2 separate regions of the Homo sapiens genome follow, and region 1 is linked to region 2. Evidence: chromatin contacts called from ENCODE Hi-C or POLR2A ChIA-PET data. All regions are on one chromosome and are shown on one strand. The core of a region is the stretch at or near the end of the contact, and the rest is flanking DNA. Distances in the headings are between cores, read along the strand shown.

Evidence for each region. A loop is a pair of places that touch in the nucleus more often than their neighbours do. ChIA-PET counts read pairs that join two places held with the same protein, here RNA polymerase II (POLR2A). Pooled maps may share reads with other maps.
Region 1: a map of naive thymus-derived CD4-positive, alpha-beta T cell shows a loop between it and region 2 (4-fold over the local background). The contact joins the enhancer-like site here to the promoter of CCDC83 in region 2. A Hi-C loop is called at or near these places in 4 of 168 maps with a recorded cell type or tissue (CD14-positive monocyte, CD8-positive, alpha-beta T cell, ascending aorta and 1 more) and 2 of 50 pooled maps. POLR2A ChIA-PET finds 5 or more read pairs at or near these places in 3 of 52 experiments (HEK293, T-cell and activated CD4-positive, alpha-beta T cell).

The regions. Positions count from the first base shown.
Region 1 is chr11:85,964,821-85,970,705 of GRCh38, forward strand. All of the region lies in intron 19 of PICALM (phosphatidylinositol binding clathrin assembly protein), which reads right to left. Among named protein-coding and RNA genes, the nearest start is that of PICALM, 100 kb to the right of the region's middle. Within about 2 kb of position 4,236, at least 2 of the 41 ENCODE cell types and tissues checked have a DNase peak (open chromatin) inside an H3K27ac peak, as active enhancers do.
Region 2 is chr11:85,852,344-85,857,664 of GRCh38, forward strand. CCDC83 (coiled-coil domain containing 83) reads left to right here and starts at 3,040. Exons shown (of 11, transcript NM_001286159.2): 1 at 3,040-3,241. It also overlaps a transcript of SYTL2 not described here and the pseudogene AHCYP6.

The DNA of each region.
Region 1 (5,885 bases), core at 2,986-5,485, 110 kb after region 2:
ATTGTAAGAATTCTAAAGTGTGCAAAATTAAAATGCCTTTTGGTGATAAAACAAGCTCCATATAAAAACAGTCTCCAAAGTGGAATGTACAAAGAAATTATTACAACTGTCCTATTTTTAAAAATTCCTATTTTTACATGCTTAAATGTACCTCATATATATTGCTGTAGAAATATATGAATGTATTTTATAAATACACATACAGTCATGGTACATACTTGCTATGGTTTTGATTGAGTGTTTGTTCCCTACAAAACTCTTGTTTAAATTTGGTTGCCATTGTAAACAGCATTGAGAGTTAGGACTTTTAAGAGGTATTTAGGTTCTCATCAAGGGAGTGGGTTCGCCCCCTTTTGTTCTCTCTCTGCCTTTCTGCCTGCCGTGTGATACCTTCCACCATACTATCATGCACCAAGAAGGCCCTTGCCAAATCCCAGTACGCTGATACTAGACTTTCCAGCCTCCACAACTGTAAGCCAATAATTTCTCTCTTTATAAACTACCCAGTCTATGGTATTCTGTTACATCAGCACAAACAGACTTAGACAATGCTTCAAACATGTTTTCCTAATACTGATGTGTAATCAAAACATTTAGAGACCATGGTGCTACTAAATAGGATTCCACAGAGACACTGAGTCACAGAACAGTTAGGCTGTTTTGGGGTAATGTTTAAAACATGACCAGGCCATTAGTGGTACGTTGAATCCAGTTGCTTAAGGATATAAATTATACAGTGCTGCATTTCATTTATTTATATTAAAGATAATGTGATTCCTCAGCTTCCCCTGTGAGATAGTGCTAAAAGACAGGATTTCTCTACTATATACATGTAGGGGTCTGTCCTTTGGGTTAAGTCTAGTGCCACAAATAATTGCTTCTTGTGTTTATGCTCAACAAAACCCCACCTTGGGTTTCTGCCCATCAACAACATAACAAAGTAATGCCAACATTAACCCTGTCACCTTGAATGCATTACCCATTTTGTTTTTTTGTTTTTTTTTTTTTTTTTTTTTTTGAGACAGACTCTCTGTCGCCCAGGCTGGAGTACAGTGGTGCGATCTCAGCTCACTGCAACCTTCGCCTCCCAGGTTTCAGCAATTCTCCTGCCTCAGCCTCCTGAGTTGCTGGGACTACAGGTGCCTGCCACCACGCCTGGCTAATTTTTGTATTTTTTGTAGAGACAGGGTTTCACCATGTTGGTCAGCCTGGTTTCGAACTCTTGACCTCGTGATCTGCACCCCTCCCCCAGCCTCCCAAAGTGCTGGGATTACAGGTGTGAGCCACCGCACCCGGCCCGCATTACGCATTTTGTTTTAGGGGATGCCACACAGTGACCTGGGAGCATTCCACTTTGAATGTATGTTGTATCTGAACCTCTCTAAAACTGTTTTTCCCCCCCCAAAGACAGGGTCTAGCTCTGTTGCCCAGGCTGGAGTACAGTGGTGTGATCATTGCTAACTGTAGCCTCCAATTCCTGGGCTCAAGTGATCCTTCCACTTTAGCCTCCAAAAGTGTTGATATCACAGGTGTGAGCCACTGTGCCCAATTCTCCTCTTAGAATTAGAGAATAAGGACAATTCAGGGAATAGGAACAATTTCCAAAAACAGGGCAACCTTTAAATATTTTCTTAGTCAGTTTCAAATATTTTCATTTGATCCTTACAGCAAAATGATAAAGTACACAAAGTAATACCACAATTTTACAGGTAAGGAAACTAAGGCTCAAAGTTACATAGAGAATTTGCTCTCAACACATGGTTAGCTGAGGAGTCAAGTCAAGACTGCTGAATTGTGACCCCCCAAAAGATGTGTTGAAGTCCTAACCCCTGGTGCCCATAAATTTGACCCTACTTGGAAACAGGGTCTTTGTAGATGTAATCAAGTTAAGATGAGGTCTTTGGAGTGACCCTAATTTGATGACCAGTGTCCTTATAAGGAGAGGCACGTGGAGGTAGAGACCCATAGAGAGAATGCCATGTTGACAGGTAGAGACTAAATGGCTACAGATGCAAACTATGGAACGAATGGGGCTACCAAAAGCTGGAAAAGCCAAGGAAGGACCCTCCTCTAGAAAATTCAGAGGGAGCATGGCTCTGCCGATACCCTGATTTCTCCAGAAGTGATAGAAAACAAATTTCTGTTTTAATTTCTGTTTTTAAGAGCTTAAAAACTTTTAACATGCTTAATCAAGTTTGTGGTACACTTTGTTACAGCAGTCCTAGGAAACTATAATATAAACTCTAATGCAGATCTGCTGGTTCCAAGGCTGGTGTTTTTTTCCTCTTCAAACTCTGCTATCCCAATTAATTTCAATTCAGCTAGAATTTACGGCTATATTGAATTTACAAGAAAAAGTTAAAGTTGGAGTAGAGAAATAATTTTTTAAAGGAACTTTTCTAGTAAATGTGAGACAATACATTCCCATTCTTTCTGTATACACAGTATTATACATGGTCACTGATGTTCGTCATGAAGATTCTGCAGAACTTCACAGGCACCCCGGACTTTAAGAATACTTTCTGGTTTTATTTATTAAGACAAGAAATTAGATTTCTACCTTTTCGAGAATGTCCTCAGCAAAAACCTAGTAATAAGCAAGGTCTTATTCTATAAGTTGTCTTGTTAGCAATAGTGATCAGCAGATGAGACTTCTAACATTTCTATTTCGAATGATTCAGGTGTGTGTACTAGGAGCTAGTTTTCACCTATGGTACTACATCCCAATCCCCAAGGAAACGTCCCTCATGGTATTCTGCAGTAGGCAAGGATGAATGAGCACAACACATTGCTTACAAGGCAAAAAGCCTTCTTCACAGAAATCCAGCTGGAGAGATCGGCTGACAGAGGAGGTACTGCCAATACTCACAATTAACACACCAAGAGAATAAAACAACAACAACAAAACCAAAAAACAAAACCAAAACGAAACCTAAAAGCAGCCACTAGTTCTTAAATACAAGAAAGTACTTTAAAAGGCTTTTTCTAAGACTTAAATTATTCGAATATCTAAAGGCAACAGTGTTCCCATTTAGAAGGATAAAAAGCACTCACAACAAGCCATCATTTCCTTTCAGACACTTAACTGATGTCAGACTGATTTAAAATTAGCCACTGCAAACAACAAAAAACAGCAGCCATTTTGCATCTTTAACCATATCCTCCATAAACAAAACTGGCAGTCCTCCTTTAAAAAAAGGCCTAATACCAGTCAAGAAACCAACAAAACTTGGCCAGGAGCAGTGGCTCATGCCTATAATCCCAGCACTTTTGGAAGCCAAGGTGGGAGGACTGCTTGAGATCAGGAGTTCAAGACCAGTCTGATGTATGCTTGCTCTACAAAAAATTAAAAATTAGTCAGGCATTGTGGTGTGTGCCTGCAGTCTTAGCTACCCTGGAGGCTGAGGCTACAGTGAGCCATGATTGTGCCATTGCACTCCAGCCTGGGGGACAGAGTGAGACCCTGTCTCAAAAAAACAAAACAAACAAACAAAAACAACAAAAAAGAAACCAACAGTTAATTTTAAAATTAAATGCCCAAAGGTAATACTCTGTATTTTTCATATTGCTTCTGGGAAAATAGGCAGATTGATATGTGATCAGTGGGAATTTTTCATATAAGGAAATAAGATGACAACAACAACCCTTGTCACCCCCAAAGAGCTTCAAAAATACCTAAACTGCCATATAAACATTCATTTAAAAAGTGTTATTTCATATCACAATGACTTTCAGAAGAAAATTGAAACTATAACTGTCTTCATGCTTAATAACATAATAGCTGTATATTGCAACTAAAGAATTAGTTTATGAACTACTGGCTTAGCAATGGACATTTCAATTTATGTAAAGCACCAGTAAGAGAAAGCAGGAGTCCCCTTTCCAGACACACTAGCAATCTGTACCAAGTAACCAAATAGTAAGACTGTGAGGAAGCACAGAAGAGAAACAAAAGGAAAACCACAAGGACCTAGAATTTATCATGAAGTTAAACATCTAGGAAGATGCACTAATGTAGAACAACATAATAAAGACAGCTACAATGTTAGGCATGAAACAGAAAAACAATAGTATCTGTTGTTAAACAATTCCATGAAAATATCTAAAAAATACAGAAAAATGACTCAACACACACACACACACACACACACACACACACACACACACACACACACACGGAGAAAAGGGTATGTGTATAGGAATTCATAAGTTCAAAGCTACAGCGCAGTCTACTGAATTAAAGCCATAATGACAATTTCCTGAAGAATTGAATCAAGTCTGAGCTAACAGCCATCTGGAAGGTGTTAGCTGCTTCCTCATAAACAAGCACTAATGCAGTGCTTAGAGTAACCTAGATAAAATGTAAGACACACAACACACTGGAATGTCTCACTAAATGGCAACAAGATAAAGGTATCTGAGAGGGCTAGAGCTCTCTCAAAAATGTTAACTTGATATAATAGTAATCAGGCAAGAGACCAAGAGCTACAAGTTATGCCTTAGGTAAGTAACAGCTCTCAAAACAAACACTTCAAAGAGCAAGGAAGAATTTTGGGAACAGCTGTAGAAATTAGATTTGATTAAAAGATTCCATTTTGATGGAATTTCATTTTTCATTTAAACTACCATTTACTTTACCCCATACAAAGAGATGGATGATCTCTGCCCTTAATAATTTTTTAATCCAATTGAAAAAAAGGGAACAAAACAATGAAAGAACAATTAAAAGGTAATTCATTAAGAAAAATCTTTTGGTTTCGGCTAGCATTCTACGGACAAAATTAATCCAAGAGACTGGCTGAGAATCATTAAACATGCTTTAAAGCATGAGAAAAACCTTATCTAGTTCAAAGATAAACAGTTTACTTTTTTCTTTTTAAAAAACAGACAGTCTCACTATGTTGCCCAGGTTGGTCTGGAACTCCTGCACTTAAGTGATCCTCCTACCTCAGCCTCCCAAAGTGCTAGTATTACAGACATGAGCCACTGTGTTCGGCCAACAGTTTAATTTTTAATTATTAAAAATGTTCAATCATAAACATAAAATAAAGCTGTCTTCATTCCTCAGGTGAGCCGTCTAATGTTTTAGCTCACCATAACTATTAGCCAACAAATCAAACCAATTTTGAACACCACTGCAAGTTATTATAATGGTTACAAGTAAGTGAAATGAGAGATTAAGGAGGGGCAGAGTAAGTTATATGATGAAAAAGGTAAGTTTACAAGGTGATTCATTTACTTAACAAATAATGTCCAAAAACTATTACATGTCAGGCACTGTTCTAGGAACTAGGGACAGAGAAGTAAACATGCCAGAGAAGCTTGCCTTCATGAAGCTTATAATCTAGTAAAGAAAGCCCTTGCTAGACTGGATGGATGCCAGGTAGTCACAAGGTCTGTAAGAAAAAATAATGCAGAATAAGGAAAAGAATTCCAGATCTCATAAGGATGTGAAAGGGACACCAGATGACTGAAGACTGGACAAAGAATAAACCCACTTTATGGCAGGTGAAGGACTTATGGAAAAGACAAATAACAGCAGAACACTGGATACTTATTGAGAATTGTAAAAGCATGGAATCGAAGAACTTGAATATTCCGTTAACTCATTATTACTCTTATAAATAGGGAGGCTTCATGAGGTTGTTTTAAGATGGAAGGAAAGCTGAGAAAAGGCTTTAAATGTTCAGTTATATTTAGATTCACCTCCTTAGGCTGGACACAGTGGCTCACACCTGTAATCCCAACACTTTGGGAGGCCCAGGAGGGAGGATCACTTGAGGCCAGGAGTTTGAGACCAGCCTGGCCAACATGGTGAAACCCTGTCTCTACTAAAAATTAGTTGGGTGTGGTGGCGTGTGCCTGTAATCCCAGCTGCCGGGGAG
Region 2 (5,321 bases), core at 1,790-4,289:
TTGTCTGCCTCCCCCTCCCCCTCTCCCTCTCCCCACGGTCTCCCTCTCCCTCTCTATCCACAGTCTCCCTCTGATACCCAGCGGAAGCTGGACTGTACTGCTGCCATCTCGGCTCACTGCAACCTCCCTGCCTGATTCTCCCGCCTCAGCCTGCCGAGTGCCTGCGGTTGCAGGCGCGCACCGCCACACCTGACTGGTTTTCGTATTTTTTTTGGTGGAGACGGGGTTTCACGTGTTGGCTGGGCTGATCTCCAGCTCCTAACCGCGAGTGATCTGCCAGCCTCGGCCTCCCGAGGTGCCGGGATTGCAGACGGAGTCTCGTTCACTCAGTGCTCAATGTTGCCCAGGCTGGAGTGCAGTGGCATGATCACGGCTAGCTATAACCTCCACCTCCCAGCCGCCTCCCTTGGCCTCCCAAAGTGCCAAGATTGCAGCCTCTGCCCGGCCGCCACCCCGTCTGGGAAGTGAGGAGTGTTTCTGCCTGGCCGCCCATCGTCTGGGATGTGAGGAGCCCCTCTGCCCGCCTGCCCAGTCTGGGAAGTCAGGAGCACCTCTGCCCGGCCGCGACCCCGTCTGGGAGGTGAGGAGCGTCTCTACCCGGCCGCCCCGTCTGAGAAGTGAGGAGCCCCTCCGCCCAGCAGCCGCCCCGTCTGAGAAGTGAGGAGCCCCTGCGCCCGGCAGCCACCCTGTCTGGGAAGTGAGGAGCGCCTCCGCCCGGCCGCCTCCCCGTCCGGGAGGTCGGGGGCGCCTCTGCCCGGCCGCCCCTTCTGGGAAGCGAGGAGCCCCTCTGCCCGGCCGCCACCCCGTCTGGGAGGCGTACCCAACAGCTCATTGAGAACAGGCCATGATGACAATGGCGGTTTTGTGGAATAGAAAAGGGGGAAATGTGGGGAAAAGATAGAGAAATCAGATTGTTGCCGTGTCTTGAGTAGAAAAAAGTAGACATAGGAGACTCCATTTTGTTCTGTACTAGGAAAGATTCTTCTGCCTTGGGATGCTGTTGATCTATGACCTTGCCCCCAACCCGGTGCTCTCTGAAACATGTGCTGTGTCCACTCAGGGTTAAATGGATTAAGGGCGGTGCAAGATGGGCTTTGTTAAACAGATGCTTGAAGGCAGCATGCTCCTTAAGAGTCATCACCACTCCCTAATCTCAAGTACCCAGGGACACAAACACTGCGGAAGGCCACAGGGTCCTCTGCCTAGGAAAACCAGAGACCTTTGTTCACTTGTTTATCTGCTGACCTTCCCTCCACTATTGTCCTATGACCCTGCCAAATCCCCCTCTGCGAGAAACACCCAAGAATGATCAATAAAAAAAAAAAAAAAAAAGAAGAAAAGAAAAGGGCCCCAAAGTGACGTCAGCCCCATCTCAAATTCAAACCCCATAGTAAACGAACAAGATAGACCTTAACTACTGACTAATTCTCCAAAGCAAAAAGTCAGGAAAATAAAAAAATCTCGTTAAGCTGTAAAAAATAAAAATAAAAATAAAAATACATATCCAGGTACATACTCTTTCTTTCTTTGAGACAGAGGCTCGCTCTGTCACCCGTGCAGTGGCAGTCTCGGCTCACTGAGATCTCAGCCTTCCAGGCTCAAGCAATTCTTCGGCCTCCACCTCCGAAGTAGCTGGGACTACAGGCACTCACCACTATGCCTGGCTAATTTTTCGTAGAGATGGGGTTTCGCCATGTTGCCTACGCTGGTCTCAAACTCCTTACCGCAAGCAATCTGTCCACCTCGGCCTCCCAAACTGCTGAGATTACAGGCGTGAGGGATTGTAGGCGTGAGGGATTACAAGCATGAGCCACCGCGCCCTGCTATATTACTTATTTCTTAAACACCTGCAATTCATTAAAATACACCATGTATAAATTATAAATCATAATATTATCAAGAACTGTTATTTCTAAGTGCTGAATAAATGAATATTTCCACTCATTAAAAAAAAAAAAAGTTGTCCGTTCAAAGCCAGTGTCAAGTACCAAAAAAAGAAAATTATCTTGCGGCAGATAATGAGAAATAATGCAGGAGAGGAAAGAGGAACTTTAAAGGCTGTACGTGTAGGATTTTCTTTTTCTCTCTCGGAGGAAAGAACAGCAAAAAGCGAAGAGTGGGAAATGCTGGACTTAAATTCCTTTCTTTAGGTTTACGAACAAAAAAGGAAAGCGAGAAGAAAAACAGAATCAAGGACTTATACAGCAGGAAGTTGCCCTGTAAGCATTTAGTCCAGGGACCTGCCATTCTTATTAAGAGCTAAAACCAAAGAATTAGTGCACGAAAGTAGAAAGAAGACAAGCCGCCATTGTGGAAGGAGCGCAGCGGGACAGAGGCGCGCAGAAGCCTCACCAGACAACCAGGCCCCGTCCCCGTCCCCCGAACTGTGCGGAAAGCGCCACCGAGTCCAGGCGTCTCATTTTACAGCGGAAGACACAAACTCTGAGATCCAAATGACCTGCTCACGGTCACAGCACGAAGCCCGTGGGCCCTGTGTCTACAGTCACCAACTTCCAGGCTTGCGACTAAAGGGAGCCAACGAGCGCGTGAGCGTTTGAGACCAGCTGGCTGAGGGACGCCGAAAATCCCGCGCGGAGGAAGGCGGGAGAGCGCTACCGCTGCTACCAAGGCGGCGGCGCGGGCGCTCGGCCGGGACCCTTCCCTGCGTCGCCACCAGATGGCGCGCTCGGCCCGCCGTTCGCGGCTAAGCTAGGGCGGGTGGGGAGGGAGTAGGGAGGAGGACGTCGGTTGCCTTGGAAATGCAGGGCGCAGCAGCCGCTGCAGTGGAGCCGGTAGGCCTGGCCGGCGGGCTGAAAGGAAGTGCGAGCTGTCCGCCCAGGGCCGGGTATCCGCCCCTGCAGGCTGTGGAGGGGATGTCAGGAGACTGGCTGGCCTCTTTTCTTGGCCCCCGACTCCTTCCAGTCTGACACTGAAGACTTTATAAGCTTCCCCCCGACCACCCTCCACGGGCTCCACTCTCCACGGGCCTGGGCTTGCGCCGCTTCGAGATCAGCCTGGGGGTCGCGCCCTCCTGGTCTTGTCCACGAAGCGCCGTTCTTGGGCCGTTAGGAGCTGCTGGGAAGGGCTCTGATAGGCCCACTCCTCTTCTCCACCCAGGAGATGAGAAGGAGGGCAGGCCTTTTTAATCTGATCAGAATGTTAACCCATCTCTCCGCCTTGCGGTAGAACCCCTGGATACATTATTTGCCCTCTCGAAAGGCAGGCTCTGAATTTGATTCAGGTTTGTAACCTTCACGGTGCCCTCACACAGCCCCTAGCACACAGCAGACGCAGAGCAGACTAAGAATGCCTTCCATTCTTATGAGGCTTTATCACTTGACAGTTTTCCCAAAGCGTTTGGAGCCTCATAGCCCGGACAGCAACTAGGACAGATGGAGGAGGAAACAGGTCAGAGGTTCAGAGACTTGGCCTAGGTTATACAACTCTGTGCAGGAGCTGGGACTAAGCTCGGTCTTGCTTCTCTTAGTGCCTCTCTCACCAAATTCTGAGTCTAGTGAATGCTTTCTGAGGACCTCACATACTCTTGCATCCTTCTCAATACCAGCGCAATGCTCTTCCGCTGTAGGTACTTCATATGTGCTAAGTGTGTTATTGATGTCTTTTACCCTCATATCCCAATTCATAGATTGGTTTCAACTTCTTGCTCTGGATACTACAACATTCTTCTAAAGAAAACACTTGGTTTCTTTTATGAATTTGTCACATTTGTACAGTGCCATGTTGTTGCCTCACTCCCTTCCTTATCCCATAATTTTCTGCTGGGCAAGAGAGAGAGTTGAGGAAGTGATTAAGAGATGGGAAAAAGTGCCCTATCTAAGCCAAAAAAAAAAAAAAAAAAAGGAAAAGAAAGATTCCTGTGATGACAGAGGGGAAAAATAATGACTGGGTATTTATCAGTCTATGTGATAATTGCTCATGGATTGCCTTACAGCCACCTCCAGAAGATCCTCTTTAGACTCACTACTGCTATTTGAAGGTAGAAAGAAGCCTTTTTGTTCTCTACCATTATTATTGCATATTTTTCCCTTATCCTCATAATAATATTTTCATAGTTATTTTTCTTTTCTTTGTTGATAATTCTAAAACTGAAGGACAGTAAGAGTGGGAAAAAAATGTAGTTCTGGTTACTAGAGAAGTTAGTGTAATATACTGCAGTTCAAACTATTTGATATTAGCAACTCTGGATCAGAAGACGGACTAATTTTAAAGCTAAGACTCCAATATCTTTGGGTACTGCAGTAGAAAAATGTGCCATGACTAAAGGATTGGTGAAGAAAATACATGCTAATGTAATGTACATCATCAGTCGTCCAAGTGAAACTTGAAAATGTCACTCATCTAGATATTTTTAAATACCTTGATTTTAATATATGATTTTAACATATTTCCAAACCGGGCAAATTTTACATTTTAACACTAACAATTTTGGTCCCTATCATATATACATAATCAATATGAAAAGCGGTCTCAATTTTTAAAATTAATGTTTTAGGTGGTACTATTACCACTGAATGGCTTTAAATTAATTCAGGATTTTTAAAAACATTTACTGGAGACCATTTCTAATTAAGTTAAACATGTGTTCTGTGCAATCTCATTTGCAGTAGCCACAAAACGAATAAACTACCTGGGAACCCCCTGCCCAGTGCCATACCCCCAGTGCCTGTCCCCAGATCGAGGCTTGGGCCCCTTCAGCCATGTCTATCACAAGCACCACCAGCATGTCTGACAAACTGCCCTACAAAGTCACTGACATTGGCCTGGACTTCTGGGGATGCAAAGCCCTGGATATTGTGGAGAACCAGATGCCGGGCCTGACGTGCATGTGGGAGCTGTACTCAACCCTCCAAGCCCTCGAAGGGCACGCGCATCACCAGTTGCCTCCATAGGACCCATGGAGATGGCCATCCTCATTGAGACCCTCATTACCCTGGGTGCCAAGCTGCAGTGGTCCAGCTGCAACATCACCCAGGACCATGAGGCAGCTGCCATTGCCAAGGCTGGCATTCCAGTTGTACGCCTGGAAGGGCGAAACAGAGGAGGAGTACCTGTGGTGCACCAAGCAGACATTATACTTCAAAGACGGCCTCCTCAACGTGATTCTGGATGTCGCTTGGGCCCCCACCAACCTCATCCACACCAAGTACCCACAGCTCTTGTCGGGGATGTGAGGCATCTTCAAGGAGACCATGATTGGGGTCCACAAGCTACACAAGATGATGGCCAATGGGATCCTGAAAGTGCCTGCCATCAATGTCAACAACTCCGTCACCAAGAGCAAGTTTGACAACCTCTCCGGC